2 separate regions of the Homo sapiens genome follow, and region 2 is linked to region 1. The links are chromatin loops, found by intact Hi-C in ENCODE. Cell type or tissue: IMR-90. All regions are shown on one strand. Links, peaks and the distances in the headings refer to the core of each region. The heading gives the core; the rest is flanking DNA.

Region 1 (8,881 bases), core at 577-8,576:
TGGCCATTTGGATCAAAGGAAATTGTTGGTGGAACAAACACAACTTGCACAACTTTTATTCCCAGTAAAGAAATTCATTTTTTGACTTTTGTTCACCGGCTTCTATACTAGAGGAAATTAGTTGATTAGCTTTCAAAGGTGCAAAAACTAAAAATAAGTGATAGTAAGCTTTAACTATGTGCCATGTAAGAACTCTGTATCTATGTGCATTATCTCATTGAAGCCACAATAACTGTCCAGCATCTAGTAAGAATAAAATCCCAGTGCCTCAGCCATGTCTCTGTCCTGTGTACTAAATCTTTTGAGTTTACCCAGCAATGACCTCTGTTTCCACCGTACTCCCGATCTTGATCTCTCTTTTTTTTTTCAGTGAATTTCACAGATCCATTTATTCATGCCATGAAGTAAGCGATACTTAAACAAGTGTACAGTCTAACACAGCTTACTTAAATTTACAAGCTGACTGATGTTTCATTTCATGTGTACTCCAGGTAAAGCTGGTTAGTGATGACTGTGAGCAGGCACCGGAGATTTCAAAGCTTTACTTCTTTTATTAGCACTCTGGATTTTATAAATGATGAGGCTCATCAGCCCCATTCCTACCCAAATATCCTGGTAAACTTGAGTATAGTAGAGCTTCATGGGGATCCACACATTTTTAATAATACTTTGAAGCATCTATACCTTTTGCCCACACCTGCCTGTACCTTGCCTCGTGCTCTGTGCACAGCAGCGCCATAGCCCAGGGCGTGTCCCCCTCGGCTGTAATTACTTGATGCTTCCATGTCCTCCTGGGCTATAATTACTCCCACTTGTCACAGCATTCTGGGTGATGACTCAGCCAGGTTCAGGCCAGAGCACAGGTGGGTAGCAACTATCCTGGCAACAGCCCACAAAGCCAGCATCCCCTCCAGGCTTGCCCCAAACTTTCTAGAGGGGAATCACCTCTCTCTTGCACCTCTTCCTGTTACTCTCACACCCAGTGTGGGTCTATGTCCACACTTCCTTCTGTAGATCAGGAGCACCAGATTTGTAGTATCTGAACTATGTCAAGCACCCCAGCTTCTCTTTTCTTCCTCCTGCCCCATTGGAATAGCTACTTTCTTAGTGCTTGCTTACCATCCAAAGAGTAAATCTTTTGTGAAAATCATCCCAGTAGTGTTTGTCTTGGTTTGCTAGAAATTTCCTTAGAAAGATATTTAGTTTCCTTCTAAATATGGCTTATTATTACAGTATTATTATTATTACTAAAATGATGATGGTGATGTCAGTTCATCAGCAGGCCTTTAATAATTTTCTTTGAATGCTATTTTTGTCTTCTGGAGGAGCCTACCTGATCAGATGAAAACAGGAAAGGAGTCAAATATCACCATGATCTAGGTGACCAACTTGTCCCAATTTACCCAGGACTTCTCTGGTTTTAGCACCGAAAGTCCTTCATCCTGGGACACTCCCCTATCCAGAACAAACTGGAACAGTTGGGCATTCTACCACCTCTAAAGAAAAGACCACAGTGAACTTAAGATAATCCTAGAATCACCACTGTCATTAACTGAAAAGTCTTTTCTAAGGAGATTTTTCACTCTCTTATTATTACATGTGATATATTTTATATCTATATCTCCAATAGGATCAGAGAGTGAAATATATATATTATAACAGCTATAATAATACACTTATTGAGTGCTTGCTACATTCTAGGCAATAAGTTAATGCAGCAACTCTGTGAAGTCAGTATTTTTAATTCTAATTTTCAGATAAAGAAAGTGAAATTCAGAATAGTTAGCAAGGTCCCACAACTAGACTTAAACCCATGCACTTAATGATTTATGGATTTAATATTTTATTGTAGGTAAAAAGAGAAAGAGCTGCAACAGTTGGATATCTGAGTAAAGCAAAGGTATAGTTCCATTGCCATTTATCTGGACAAAACAAAGATCAAGATACTGACAATTTATTCTATAAGTTACAACCAAAGTAATTATTTTGGTAAGCTTAAGAGGATACTCCCTTCACACAAAGTCCAACCTTAAATCACATCATTTTAAGGGTGAAATACTAGAAGCATTCTATTAAAGTCGGCAAGAAGACATGCTTGCTATCATTGTTATTCAATTATATCCTAGAAGTTTTAGGCTCTAAAATAAAAAGTTTCAAAATGTTAAATAAATAAATATTAGGTGTCAGTATAATTATTACTTGCAAATCATGATTGTTTACCCAGAAAAAACTTTTAAAGTCTGCTGAAAAACAGCTAGAACTAATAAAAGACTACATACATATCCAGAAGAATATGCTTCCAAAATTATTAACCTCTGGAAATTTCCAGTTATTGTAGGAGGATTTTGTTTTCCTTTTTTTCCTCATGAAAATGACATGCTAGGGATTAGAGAGGGGCCAAAATAAATATCCTGAGATGTTTATTACGTATCTCAGTGGTAAACTACATTTGAGCTATTGAGCATCGGGCTCATTGGGGAAAAGAGGCATAAGCATTTAGGGTATCCAATCCTCCGAAGGGTGGCTGGGGAGTTCTGTTGCCTGAACTGGAGGTAGAATTGGCCCTTTTGTGCCCCAGAAACAGGAGACTGTTAGACCCAGAAGAGGTCCTAGGGAAAGAAAATGGTTGCAGCTTTGGGTCTGAAAGATGGTAGACACCTGACCCACCCTAACTCCATAATTGGTCCAGCACCCTGGAGGAGTGGCACGGGGGAAGATGATGCACAGGGGAACTGTATTTAGAGAGATCATGTACTTTATTGACAAACTTGGGACAGTTCTTGAGATTGGAAAAGGACCCTTTTAACAATTATCCCAGGTATAAACTGAGGTGGTCCTGGGTCAACCAGCACACATGCTCACCCTTGTGAATGCACCTGGGGCCAGTGTCAGGGGCTGGGTCATGGCTTGCCTAGGCTGGCTGCCACTCTGCAATGGTTGCTGCCTCTCGTGGCTCAGCTGACATTGTTGGATAAGATTGCTGGTGACCTTAGGAGTGTCAATTTCTATCTTCTGGAGGCATTGTTTTCTGGTTCTTGGGTTGCTACGAGACTTGGAGACTGGGGCTTGGGCTCCATATTGCAGGAAAAACTGTTTATATATACATATATATACGTGTATATACACGTATATATAATTATATATATACGTATATATAATTATATATATACGTATATATAGTTATATATATACACATATACATATATATGTGTATATATACGTATCGTGTATATATACCCACGTATATATACTTATATATGTGCATATATGTATATAAGAAATATATATACGTATATAAGTACATATATATACGTATACATGTATACATATATACGTATATAAGTACGTATATATATACTTATATATACCTATATAAATATGTATATACATATATATACGTATATATATATACTTAAATAATGAGATATACTTATCTTTATTTTTTAACTTTCATCTGAGAACATATTTCAATAATAATAGTACACAACTTCCCCAGGCAACACCAGCCTGTGGGTGCAAATAAGGCCATCTTGTTATGAATTCCTAAGGTTTCCTGGCTTATTTTCCCACACGCCATGTGCCCCTAGTCCCTGAGCCTCATCAGGAGGTGTCACATGTGCTTAACTCACTCCGCAATCTGAGCTACTCCTAACTGCTCCCCCCATCAGCAGCCAGCATCCCTACCACTGTCCTGCAAGCATGGAATCCCCAGGCTGCTGAGGCTGAACATTACTGGAAACTGGTAACTATGAGAACCAGTGGTTTCCTATGGGGAACAGGTGTGGGAAGTAAAACTTACTTTTTAACTGTGTGCTCTGTTGCACCTTTGGAAATTTCATCTCATGCATTTATAGCATACTTTCAGAGATAGTAATAATTAAAAAGAAAAGAAAAGCAGTATGGGTAGCCGTAGAGGAGCCAGCTATGTAGCTCCCTGGTTTTTATGTTATATTCTGATTGAAGAAAACAAACTAAGCAGGGCTGCCTGTGAATTAGTGTGTTCCAGAAACAGCCCTGCCATTTTACTTCTCAGTCCTTTCTCTGCTTAGAACCAAGGCAAGCATTCAGGAGCCAGGGGCCAGGGGACAGAGTCAAATACCAGCAATGCCCCCATAATTCCCACTTCCTTCTGATGGTTAAAGGCTTTGTACCATGATGAGTCAAGCTCACTCTGCCTGGGGTCTCCGCCTTAGACCCTAAAAAAAAAGACTCCAATAGGTTACCGCAAACTCAACACAGTCCCAAGATGAATGAGCCACCAACATGGAACCCAATGAAGGGTTAGCATAGGTCTAAGAGGGGGAAAGTTATTTTTAAAAAAGATAAATGCTCTGAGAAATACCAATTATAACTGAAAATTGTTCATAAAACCCTGTAAAGGGCTCTTGACTAAATCATTAATATGCATAACCAAACTCCTCCTCTCCTGGGCAGGGTAGTTCAGCCACAAGCATGTATTTATGTAATTAGTGTTATGGTTACAGAAGTGGCCCAGGGAAGACTTAGTTCTTTATTAAAAGAGGGGACTTGTGGTCCCTGTGAAACCTCTGAGAGGTTGGGTAGTATCAAGAGCCATGCGCATTTATAAGAGTGCCTGGCACACAGCAAATGGTTAACACATATTAGCTTTTTAAATTATTGTTATAGTTGTTTCTATAAATTCAAGTGACTTAGAATGTCAAACACTAAAATTGGTTTTTTTAAAACTGGAGTTATTTATCTCAGAAGAGTAATGACAATATCTCGAGGCCATATGTCATAATTTTAGCAATAATTACTCTCTCCAGAATGGCAGGATCTGCTGCTTTTGGAAGATTCTCAAACACTATTTATTCAAGAAGAACAATGATTTAGATCATATTATGGGCTTTGCTGTCACCTAGTGGAAATTTGATTATTATAAACAATTCTCAATAACAAACTCATTCTGAGCTACCGAACCCCCAAGTTTCAGTGATTGCCAGCTGGCTTCCATTGGCTTGCATTCTACAGTTAATTATATTACCAAACCTCTGGTGACAGTCCATCTCTCTGTGGATGCACTTATTTTTAAATCCAAGACAGCAAATCCTGTGTGAGCTGCCTCATTAGAAGCCAGCAGTTGCAGAGAACATTCTTGGCAACTTCCAGATCTCCTGGTCACTGGAATATTGCCAGATCCTAAGAGCAGAGGGACAAACAAACAAACAAACAAACACCTCAAAAAAGCTACCTAATCGCAAGTCCCTTTCTAAAGTGTTTTCATATATTGTCCTACTTTATTACATGGAGTACATTTTTTTCATTTTAAAGATGAGGACATTGCTGCTCAGAAAGGATAACACAGTCAGGAAGTCAAGCAAAAAACAAGAAATTAAAGCTGTCTTCCCACTCCAAATTCAGAACTCTACCTAAGTCAATACCCTGCCTACCAGGATCCTGTGGTTGGCTCATCAGAAATATTAGGAAAGAGGCTAACAGTTTGGTTTCTTTTGAGACAGATCAAGACAGAAGACAAGGCCCTAGGGTTCATAGGCCACTGGGTGGGAAGATACATTCTTTCCCTACTCAGGTTAGTTCCACCACTCTACCCCTGATCTCCTGCCCTCTGGTTCCTCTGGGCTCTTGCTAATGTAACTATCCCCCTTTCCAATTCTCTAACCTCCCCCTCTCCATGGGCAAATCCCTTCCAGCTCTAAAGACCAAATCCAAAAATCTGCCTTCATCTATATTTCTCTCCTGCCCTTCCAAATAGGCTTATCCAAATACTCTTATCACATTTCACCTCCACAATTACTTTTTGTTTTTGTTTTTGTTTTTGAGACAGTGTCTAGCTCTGTTGCCCAGGCTGGAATGCAGTGGCACAACCACAGCTCACTGCAACCTCCGCCTCCCAGGCTCAAGAGATTTTCCCACCTCAGCCTCTCAAGTAGCTGGGACTGCAGACACACACCACCACCAGACATGGCTAATTTTTTTGTATTTTTAGTAGAGATGGGGTTTTGCCATGTTGCCCATGCTGGTCTTGAACTCCTGAGCTCAAAGATATCCGCCTGCCTCAGCCTCCCAAAGTGCTGGGATTACAGGCCTCAACCACTGTGCCCGGCCTACACAATTACTTTTTTTTTTTTTTTTAAAGACAGAGTCTTGCTGTGTTGCCCAGGTTGGACTGCAGTGGCACGATCTCAGCTCAGTGCAACTTCCACCTCCTGGGTTCAAGAGATTCTCCTGCCTCAGCCTCCTGAGCTGTAGCTGGGACTACACGTGCCTGCCACGACGCCTGGCTAATTTTTGTATTTTTAGTAGAGACGGGGTTTTACCATGTTGGCGAGGCTTGTCTCAAACTGCTAACCTCAAGTGATCTGCCTACCTCGGCCTCCCAAAGTGGTGGGATTACAGGCATGAGCTACCACACTTGGCCACACGATTACTCTTTAATGCACCCTGGTGTGGTTTCACCCAATCCCACTCCTCAACTCCCTCCCCTATGGAAGTCATTCAGGTTACCAAGGACCACCTACTTGCCAAATCCAGGGGACTTTACAGTTGTCTGCTTTACTCCTTGGGACATTTCAGGCTATGGACCATGGTCTCCATATGAAATGTATCCTTCCACAGCTGCTGAACCATGGCTCCCCTTGGTTCTCCCACCATTCACTCTTAGTCTCCTTTACAGTTGCCACTCTTATTCTCCAAGCTCCCTCCAGGAGAACTCTCAAGGGACTAATATCACCTGATTCCATGTCTTTGGCTGGGACCTCTTCCCTGAGCTCCTATCACATTGGATCTCTCGAGACACATTGGATCTCAAAGACACTGTGTCAAATTGCACCCATCACCTTCACCCAAACCTGCTTCTCCATCAGCTGCCTGTAAGAAGTAACTAAAACTTATCAACAGGAAAATGTAATAGTGACAAAATTAGTGGAAAATCCCTGGGCTTAAAGGGAGGATAATTTTTTTATGCCATTTAGTTGGGGAGAGAGATTCACCTAAAGATTTTCAAATTTGTTTTATCTTTTTATTTTGTAAAAGTTTCACATTTATAGAAATGTTGCTAAATTAGGACAATAAACTGTCATATATCCTTCACCGAGATTTGCCAATTGTTAATACTTTACCACGCTGGCTTTATATCTTTCCACCTATAACTATGTTATTGTTGTTGCTCTTAAAAGATAAATACTAAAGTATTTAGGGCCTAGTGAAAGGGCCTAGAAGTAATGCAACCTGAGCTACAATGAAGACACCTAGCACCTAGATCTTGATGCCTACATATAATTCCCCTTTAAAAATAGCTGATTCAAAAATACAACTGAAGCACATTCACTCCTAATACTTTAGTATTTGTATTTTAAGAACAGGGACATTGTTTTACATGGAGCAATGACTGTTCAAAAAATTTAATGATGATACAATAATACTACTATGGAATATGCAATCTCTGTCCAAATTCTATCAGTTGTCCTAGCAATATCCCTAATAGCAATGTGTTTATTTTTTTTTCTCATCAGACATTCAGTAACGAACCATGCTTTTCATTTAGTTGTAATCATTTTTTAATGACTTTTAATCTAGAATGGCTCCACAGCCTTTCTTTCTTTCTTTATTTCTTTTTTTTTGAGAGGAGTTTCATTCTTGTTGCCCAGGCTGGAGTACAATGGCATGATCTCGGCTCACCACAACCTCAGCCTCCCAGGTTCAAAAGATTCTCCTGCCTCAGCCTCCCAAGTAGCTGGGATTACAGGCATGCGCCACCATGCCCTGCTAATTTTCTATTTTTAGTAGAGACGGGGTTTCTCCATGTTGGCTAGGCTGGTCTCGAACTCCTGACCTTGTAATCTGTCCACCTTGGCCTCCCAAAGTGCTGGGATTACAGGCTTGAGCCACCATGCCTGGCCTTTCTTTTTCTCTTCTGACATTGATATTTTTGAAACATTCAGACCAGTTGCCTTGTGGCTTATCCTTCAATTTGAGATTGACTGGTGGTTTCCTCATAATTAAGTTCAGGTTATACATTTTTGGCAGGAATGTTACATAAGTGATGTTGTATTCTTAGCCTTTCTTATCAGGAATCATAAGATATCAGTTTGTCCCATTGTTGGTGGTCACTTAGCTACAGTGTTATCTGTTATGTAGAAATACTTTTTTCCTCTTGTAGTTAATGAATAATCTGTGAGGAGAAATTTTCATGCTGTGTAAATATACTCATTCCCAACAAACTTTCACGCAATGGTTTTAATATTCCTGGATGATTCTTATCTAAACAAAATATTACTATGATGGGTGCAAAATCGTGATTTTCTGTGTTATTCCTTCCACATTTACTAGTTGATGTTCTATTATAAAGAAAAGCTCTCCTGTTATTCTTATTATTTGTTTTTCTCTTTGTTTAGTATCATTAAGGGCACTGGTGGATTCTTAGGTTTTTTTCCACAGTGTTATAATCCAGTAGTGTCAGGATTCTTTGGGATCTTTTTTTTTTTTTTTTTTTTTTTTTTTTTGAGACGGAGTCTCGCTCTGTTGCCCAGGCTGGAGTGTAGTGGCACGATCTCGGCTCACTACCAGCTCCGCCTCCTGGGTTCACGCCATTCTCCTGCTTCAGACTCCTGAGTTGCTGGGACTAGAGGCACCCGCCACCATGCCCAGCTAATTTTTGTGTTTTTAGTACAGACCAGGTTTCACTGTGTTGGCCAGGCTGGTCTCAAACTCCTGATCTCAGGTGATCTGCCTGCCTCGGCCTCTCAAAGTGTTGGGATTACAGGCGTGAGCCCCTGCGCCCAGCCGTCTTTGTTCTTTTATTTGTTTTGTTTTTGATCATTGATTTGGCTAGAGGTCTCTTTGAGATTCTTCCTCTTTGTAACATCCTTGGGCCTTTTTATTTTTCAAATAATTTCTTTAT
Region 2 (8,881 bases), core at 640-8,639, 490 kb before region 1:
TGCGCTAGAAGAAAATTTTGCTCATCCAACCCCAGTCTCCATGTGGGATTCCTAGAAGTTTTCAAACCTGTTTATTAATGTATTTTTAACATGTGTCAAAATTCTGCTTAGTTCCACAATCAATCATTATTTCTTGTAATTTCTGAAAAATGCCCATTTATGTCTTGAGACTATTCCATTCAAATCTCAAAAAAGACTATTTTTAATCATGTAGTTTTTAAAATTTTTTTTTCATCCCCCTGCCTTTATCATAGGTCTTCTTATGCCTAAGAACTAAAGCAATTTCTTTAAAATGAGCAGAGCAGGTTCTTTCCATGATAGCTGACCCTTCATTATGAAATCGGGGGCTAAGTCAAATTCGGTTTTGTGTTGTCTTCCCTATCACCCACCCCTTCACCCACCAACTTGCATTTATTGAAGCAAAATGTTTCACAATATTTGTGGTGCTATTAGAATGTCCTTCAGTCCAACACCCTTTATCCTCCTCCTAAAGCTCAGCATTTTGCTATTGAATATGTAGATGTATGTAAGGAAGTTCATTGATGTTTTGCTTTCCAGTTACTCTCAAACCTGTAAATATTTTTGAAGCCTTGAATAGATCATTTGTTCATTATTGGTGCCAGTTTTACCTCCAGGGGACATTTAGAAATGCCTGGAGACAGTTTTTGGTTGTCACAATAGCAGAGAGCAGGTACCTAGTCAGTAGGGAAAAGGATGGTGCCAGCCATCCTACAGGACAGCCCCCACAACAAAATTATATGACCCCAAATGTTCAATACTGCCCTTGTTGAGAAATATGGACCTAGATCAACACCACCCATCTTTCAATTCCATCTTATAGATGTTCACCTCCCCCAGAATACCACAGAGATACAGACTTTACAAAACATGCACTTAAACAAGGAGTGGCAGCATCATTCAGCTGATCCAGGTTCCACCCTTACTTTTTCTTGGTGACCTATGCATAGCAAATGGCTTTCATATCATCTAAAGTCTAGGATAATGATAGTGTCTTACTCTCTGGTGGCTGAAGGATTTCTGTGAGGCCTTAGGTTCATTCTCTTGGGAAAAAAAAAAGCCCTTAAGGCAGTAAGAAGACCCCCCAAGGGCACAGTTAGCTATGCCTTCGTCTGTATCCTCTCTTTATATCTCTAACACAAAAGTTTGTTTGTTTGCTTGGTTTTTCTTTTTTAATAATTTAAGGGAGGTGCTTTAGTCTCCTCAGTAAATTATATTGTGTCATAATGCTAGTACCTAACATAATGACAACACATAAAAATTGCTTAATCAATGTTTGTTGAATGAATGACTTTAATTGTTCAGAGTTTCATGTTCAGTTATAGATCATGAATTCCAATTGCCTATAGTCTCCTGTCACCTTCTTCAGATTTACTCTGTATTCTAACTTCTGTTTTACTTTTTCCACTGGTTTTATTTTTGCCCTTGGGGGATATTTTTTTATTCATTAAATTTACTAATTTACTCACATCAATTTACTAATTGTTTCTTACGCTAGGTACTGTTAGCATTGTCAGAAATGTTTAAGGGGTGAGGAAGCAAAGATGAGTAAAGACAATGTACAATTTAATTATAATACAGAGAGTGACTGAATGCTATTAGAATCTATTTATAGAAAGATCAAAATAAAATTTGAGACATAGAGGAAAAGCTTATAGAAGCGATATAACAATCAATGCTCCTGGAAGTGGGATGAGGTTTGAACAGGCATTTTTTTCATCCACTACTCACTCACTCACCTACTCATTAATCCTGTAAGCATATTTTGAGTGCCTGCTCTGTGGCTAAGGACACAAAAATGAATAAGATATTGCTTATACCCTCAATGCATTTATGGTTTAATATTTGAAAAAATTAATGATAAACCTCTTCACAGCAAGCCATCATCTGACAGTAGAGAATCAGAGAAAAACATTGCTTCTAGATCAGATGGGTTTGCCATGAGAATCCTGGTTTCTCCATTGTTTCTGAGCTATACAACCTTGGGCAAATTTAAATTATGTCTCAATGTCCATATTTGTTACATGGGAATAGCAATATCTACCTCACAGAGATTTTACTAGAATTAAAAGAAATAACATGTTAATTATTCAATAAACATTTATAGAGAACCCATTACTTTCCAGATACTAGGTTAAGCACTAGAGGTTAAGCACTGGGGATACAAAAACAAATGACCCTCCACCTGTCTTCCAAGGGACAGTTTGATAAGTGCTTTGGGAGACATCACAGAGCAGGTGTGCTTCACTTGGACGGTGGAAAGGTGATAAAGGACCACTTCCCTGTGGGATAACCACTGAGTTTGATGTTAAAAAACACTGGAAGTTAGACCCAGGAAAAAACTTCACCGCACAGGATGTTCCAGAAGTAAGAACAGCAGGCTTGCTGAGGGGCAGGTAGCTGACTGGAGCCTAGAGAGGAGGGAAGATGTGGAGTAGGGGAGACAGGGGCAGTGGTTACACAAGGGTAGCAAAGACTGAGGCACAAGGCTGGATGTCAGAAGGCTACGTATGCCTTGTTAGACAGTGTGGATCCAACTGGGAGCCACTCTGGAAGAAACAGGCTCAGTAACCACTTAATACATGAGTAAAACAAGTCTACATTCTGGAAGGTTTGGGGGAAGACTCAAGTGAACTGGGCACATTCTGATGTTACTAGCTGAAGCCTTGTACATGAAAGTTTAGGAAATCAATTTGAATAGGTAATATGAGGCAAGACTGTGATAGAATTTGGTGTCTTGGTGGTCTCTTGTCTACAAAATGATTGATTGTTTTAGCACCATGTGTACAATGTCCTAGATGAGGAAAAGACTTGAGGCTTGAATACCAGATATGAGATTGTGACTTAGTTATCAAATTATAGGGTCCAGGTCTAGGGTAGAGCAATCGAAGCATACATGCAGAGTTGGACAGCAGTCTTCTGAGAAGCATCATCAGTATGAGACAGAGAGGGTAGAGCCCACAGCTCTATAAGCTTAAGTAAATGAAAGCATGGTGGTCCCTAGGTTGAAAGGCCGATGTGACTTGAGAGAGAAGATATGAGTTGAGTTTGGCACGTTATGTTTTAGATGCAAGGGGGGCAAAAAAGTGAAACTTCCTATTGAGACCTTAGATATATGGGATGAAATCTTGTGCAGGAAACTGAAGCTGTAGGTACAGATTTGGGAATCCTCACAATAGAGATGATTGTTTAGGGGTATATAAATACTTCTTGATATTCTTTATTTCCATTTTTGAAAGGTTTTCTAATATTAATTAGGAGCTTTAGTCTGATATTCAATTAACAGAGCAGTGCTTTTAAGTACACTTTCCTTTGCTGCAAAGCATCTGTTTAATATGTGCTACTACCTAATATGCCAGGAAGCTCTGGTTCCCCAATAACTCTGTTATGATAAATTGGCACCTTTGGAAGTTATAGGAAGTTTTCCAGCCTCCAAAGTCCTCTCTGAGTATCTGATGTTTTAATTCAGAGGAGTACATTACTGGTTTAATTGTGGTAAGAATTCTTAATAACCAAACCCTGAGTATGGAGGTCTACCTGCTTCTTCTGGAAAAAGGATTGTCTCTGGAAGGGAGAGAGAAGCAAGCTGTGGTTCAGTTTATGTCACCTGTGTCAGTGCGATACCACATGTTTGAGAACCTAATGTGTATCCAGCACTGGCTTAGACACTAAGGATACAGCAAGTTCTTTTTGTTCCAAGTCCAGCAAACAAGCACAAGATGTGTAGAGAAGGGATTACATAGATGTCTGTTCCAAAGGCTGTTAAGCACTAGAAGAAGCAGAGGCTGACCTTGTCCAGGGCAGTAGGATTTTTTAAAATCGCAGTATAATGGCATGTTAACTGAACGCTAAAGTCTAAGTAACATTTACTCTGGAAGTTAAATGAGATAATGTCGGTTGGTTATCATAATAATAATGCACTAGAAAATAAAGTCAATTAATTTGTTTTAAAAAAGCAATGCTCTTATTTGCTTGGAACACTATAAGTACTCAAAAATGAAGAAAAAGAAAAGTAGACATTTGCCAGGTAGTCAGGGAGAAAAAGGAACAATGTATATATTCCAGAGAGAAGGAACAAGGTGTGTGTAACAAAACCAGACAGACAGGAAGAGTAGGCACAGCGTGTATGTTTGTTGGGAGAGCATACTGAAAATATTGGTAAACAAATTATCATATTTGCTTTACAAAATGATCCCTGAGCCTGCAAAAAGGAGCATGGCTTGTGGATAGAGGAAGATCGGATAAAAGGAGACCAGTCAGGAGGCTATAGACCAGGTCTAGATAAGAATGAATGGGGATCTGAACTAAGGTAGGGGATGGAGAAGAGAGGATAGATTTTAGATAGTTCTAGGTGGTAGAATTAATAGAACTTGGTGGCTAATTAAATGTGATAATAAACAGGCAAAGAGGATTCTAGAACACCTCCCTGCAGGAACTCCCGGTAAAGTTTGAGCATGTCATGTCTGACTTAGGGCATGCATATCTGAAACCACCTGTGCTGAATGACAAGCCTGATTTTTCCAGCACCAATGCTCTTCTTGATTGTTTGCTTGACACTTTGGGAAGTAGCATTAACACTCTCAGGTCACTAGGGGGCTAATCATAGCCATTTTCATGATTGCAATTCTGAATTGGAGTTTTCAGAGAATAATCATGGCAGTTCACATAAGGGTCTTTCCTGGAAGAGGCTCTCACTGTCTTTGGACAATGTCATTTGCATTAAGACCATTCCATGAGGCTAGTGTCATAAAAATCATTACTTATATAGCTTTTGCTCTCAAATCTTTAGTCATTCCAGAGGTCTACTGAATACTAAATTATTTGTTCATTCCAGCTGTAAATGTGTTAAGCTGATGGACACAAACTATTCACAAGTGAATGACTAGAAGGATGGATGGATGAGCATAGATAGATAGATAGATAGATAGATAGATAGATAGATAGATAGAAATTAATGACAGCAGTTAGTGCTCTATTTGCATGAACATGTTAACAATTTTAAAGAAAAATTAATTTACAATGATTTAGTAAAACCATAAACCTGCGTTTAAAACCTATATTGGCTAAACGTAAAACACTGTGTTGGACTATTACATACTAGATTCAGCCTTTAGAAGACATAGGTGGAGGGTTATTTATGTTTGTATATCCAGTGCTTAACCTCTAGTGCTTAACCTAGTATCTGAAAGTAATGGGTTCTCTATATATGTTTGTTGAATAATTAACATGTTATTTCATTTAATTCTAGTAACATCTCTGTGAGGTAGATATTGCTATTCCCATGTAACAAATATGGATATTGAGACATAATTTATATTTGCTCAAGGTTGTACAGCTCAGAAGCAGTGGAAAAACCAGCATTCTTATGGCAAACCTGTCTGATCCAGAAGCAATGTTTTTCTCTTACTCTCTACTGTTGTGAAGATGGCTCTTTGAAGGCACTGTCTGATCCTTCTTGAGCTTCTGCACAGTTCCTAGTTGGGAGCTGAGTTACTCTTTCAGATCATAGAGAAGTCTCATTCTTGGCAACCAAACTGTTGTGCTGACCCAGACATTTTATATCTGGAGCTGCCATTTGAGAGTCGCCAGCAGAGGGTTCAAGTTCAGGTAAGCCACAGCCTACCAGTTTTGGGAAATGATAAGGATAATGACATTCCTGACCCCAGCCTTCCAAGATGCTCACCAAGCCCAAATGTGCACCTGTTCAGAGCAAGCCATAATTCCTCACCTCAGACCACGAACCATGTTCAGGTAATCATGAAGATGATTCCCATTGATTCAGTAGGACCCAATTACACTGCAAAAGAGTGAAATTGAGTAGAAGAATGGCATTTGGGGACAGAATTGTTAAGTAACGAAAAAGAAGTAATGGCAATTGACCCTTGAGGTGTCTGATCAGACCCACACAAGACTGCTAGGAAAATAAATTAGTTGTAAGGGATCTATACCTTCTCTGTGAACCCCAGGCCATTAGCATTGTCCTTTCAATTTCTCCAGAAAGTTCTCAGGCTTCATTTAGCTACTGATACTGTAGAAATTTCATTTTTAGGAAGAAAGTCATAAATATAGCAACACCTATACTCTTTTGAAAAGGAAAGATTCCTAGTATCTGGGCAATAAAGTGAGAATTTGATTCATTTATTTAAAAGATCTCTCAGGTACAAATTCAGTCACTTCTAGGGTGGTCTTTTATTTTTTTCCTTTTATGTCTGTAAAAAGAGATATGATCCTCCCACTCCTGCCCATCTCACTGATGTCTTTAGAAAGCTGGAACCAGAGTCTGATTACAGACATTTGTTGCCATGAAGACACAACGGAACGTGGTTAAGGGAGAAGAAAGAGCCTTAACTATGAATTATTTTCCTGTGATGGCTAATTTTTTTTCTCTTATACCTTTCCAAAAAGGTGGCAAGGTGACATCTATTTAGAATGTATTTAATTGCAACTTTCAGAAGACTGAAACAGTAATATCTCACAGAATCCTCAGTCACAATTCAAAATGTTTGGAAAAGCAGAAGATGAAGTGTACTCTCAGCAGAGGGGAAAGAAATTGAAATTTCAAGTAATCTGCCTAGTCTGCTGATTACACTGTGTGACGGAGGATATACCAGCCCTTGATTTTTGTCTCTGATTTCCATTCATCTGAGGTCCTTTCCTTATGATCAGGGACTCTGTGGGTAGCCATGGTACTTAAAATCTAAGGAATAGCAAAGAGAATTTTCTTCTATTATAAAGTGGTGGTGTCAGATGAAGTAATTGGATCCTAATCCCTATTTACAGCAATTCAAAGACAGATTAAAAACCTCACCCAAAGCATCTTCCTAAACCACAGTCAAATGGTGTGTGTATATATACATCACTGTGTACGTGTGTGTGTGTGTGTCTGTGTGTGTGAGAGAGAGAGAGAGGAATGTTTATTCATAAAGAAACACACAATAAAGTCATGAGGATTATAAAAATTGATGACATAGTCATTAGATAAGAATCAACCTTGTTTAATTTTTACATAGAATTACTAAAAATAAGCAGTCAGAATTTTCCATGTATTTCAGTTAGATTTTTTTTTAATTCAGTGGAATTAATTACTGTAATTTGGGAAGAACGAACTTTGTTTTAGTTCAGAAAATGTATTACTCACATAATGGATCCCAGGAGCCATACAGTGTCAAGAATTGTTCAATTGTGTAACAGTGTTATCAAGAAACCTCATTCCTCCTCCCTGCCATCCTTGGAATCAGGCCTCACAGAATCTGCCCCCTGATTGCTTCAAAAAAGATACCAGAAACAAATACAGCTACCGATTTTTCATTGTTCTCATTGAGACAGGGCATCAGAGTGGTAGGGAGAATTGGGGCAAATAAACTTTCCTATAAACCTTTACTTCTTACATTTCAAAAGGTTGTGTAAAACCTGTGATCTTTTCTTCTATAGCATTTCATGAGAATTAAAGGTCTTAAGGTTAAGCAGGACATTGAGGAATCCTCTAGGAAGCCCTCTGAAATAATACAAATACATCATCACTCCAGATAGATTTTAAACATCCCATTTTATGAGGAAGAATTCCGTAATCACCTTATGAGAAGAGAACTCAATAATATAGATTTTTACTGCAGGGACATTTAATTCCCCAAAAGTAAAGGGCATTTATTTAAAACACCAGGTTCCCCAAGATACTAGAGTAACATTTAAAATGGTACCAAAACATTGATGATCCCACTGGGAATTTTTAGCCTGACTACTTTTGCACACAGCCTACATACAGAGCTTTGTCTCGCTTCCGCATCCCTTTGTGATTTGTAATCATGGCTGTCATCTCCTCCAGATGGGAAGCTCCTGTGGCGCAAGGACCATGTTTTTGTTCATCATCATCTCTCTCCCACAGTGCTTTTACATTGCAGGTCCTCAAGGAGTAATTACTGAACACATAATACATAGTACAGATCAGGAATAGTGAATTCAAAGTACTCTGATATAAACAATACGATTCTTTGATGAAGACATGCTACTTCCCCATTTATGCAACAAATATGTTTAGTTAATTTTTCCTGGAAAAGTATGTACATTTTTTTGTGTTATCCACCTGGATTTCACAACATGCTGAGTCTTGTATGGCTATGCTGTCACCTATAAGCTGAGTGACTCTGGGCAAAGCATTGGATCTTGCTGGATTCTTCATCCATTATCAAGTGGGGTTAATATTTCTTCACCAACTTTCCTAGTCAAGTCGTTGGGAAAATCAAATGTGTTCACAGATATTAAAGTGCTTGGAAGTAGTATGAATGAAGGGGCCTCAATATTATTGTTGCTACTGAAGACTCAGAACATGATGAGTCCCTGTCACACTATAGCTTTCAATAATAAATTACCCTGGCAGCTGACCCACAAACTCAAAAGCACCAAGATAGAGCACTGAGACTTGGGCCAACCTAGGGATCCTAAGTCTGTCTAAGGCAAAGCTACATAAAAGGACAGATGGATCTCACCCTAAGCCTTTCCTGGATTGCAGTGATATGTCTTAGGACTCTGATTATCTGATTTCAAAACCAAAGGGACCAGAACTTGGACAACAGCCATACATCTTTGCCAAGTAGCCTTCAGCTGCTGGTGATGCAATGACCTGATACCTCATGCAATCTTTTTGTTTTTTGTAATTTCTGGAGATTTCCAGGGAAGACTGTGAGCCTGCATGTTATGGTAATGGTCCTATCCACTGAAGCATGCAAACAGATAACTCTTTATGATCAATAGACATTCCTATTGCCTTAAAGCCTATTCAAGTATCATTTTTATTGTAAGCTTTCTGATGGAATTTTTAATGTAGCAAAATTCTAATCAGTTTGGAAGTTTCATAAACTGATTCCTC

What was found. Hi-C counts contacts between places; a loop is a spot of excess contacts. Peaks named below come from ENCODE experiments on the same cell type or tissue, not always from the same donor. Only the 100,000 strongest peaks of a DNase experiment are listed, where the experiment ranks them.
Region 2: a loop joins it to region 1, with 2.5 times the contacts of the local background. A loop is called at or near these places in 2 of 110 quality-filtered maps.

The regions. Positions count from the first base shown.
Region 1 is chr11:93,220,953-93,229,833 of GRCh38, forward strand. LOC112268080 (ATP synthase subunit ATP5MJ, mitochondrial-like) reads right to left here and starts at 1,588. Exons shown (of 1, transcript XM_024448785.2): 1 at 356-1,588. The coding sequence starts at 678. The coding sequence ends at 502. In IMR-90, for the core only: a CTCF peak has its summit at 4,854 (motif pointing left); no DNase peak of the experiment used is centred there; H3K27me3 peaks cover 160 bases.
Region 2 is chr11:92,730,636-92,739,516 of GRCh38, forward strand. All of the region lies in intron 4 of FAT3 (FAT atypical cadherin 3), which reads left to right. Among named protein-coding and RNA genes, the nearest start is that of LINC02746, 180 kb to the right of the region's middle. In IMR-90, for the core only: a CTCF peak has its summit at 4,604; no DNase peak of the experiment used is centred there.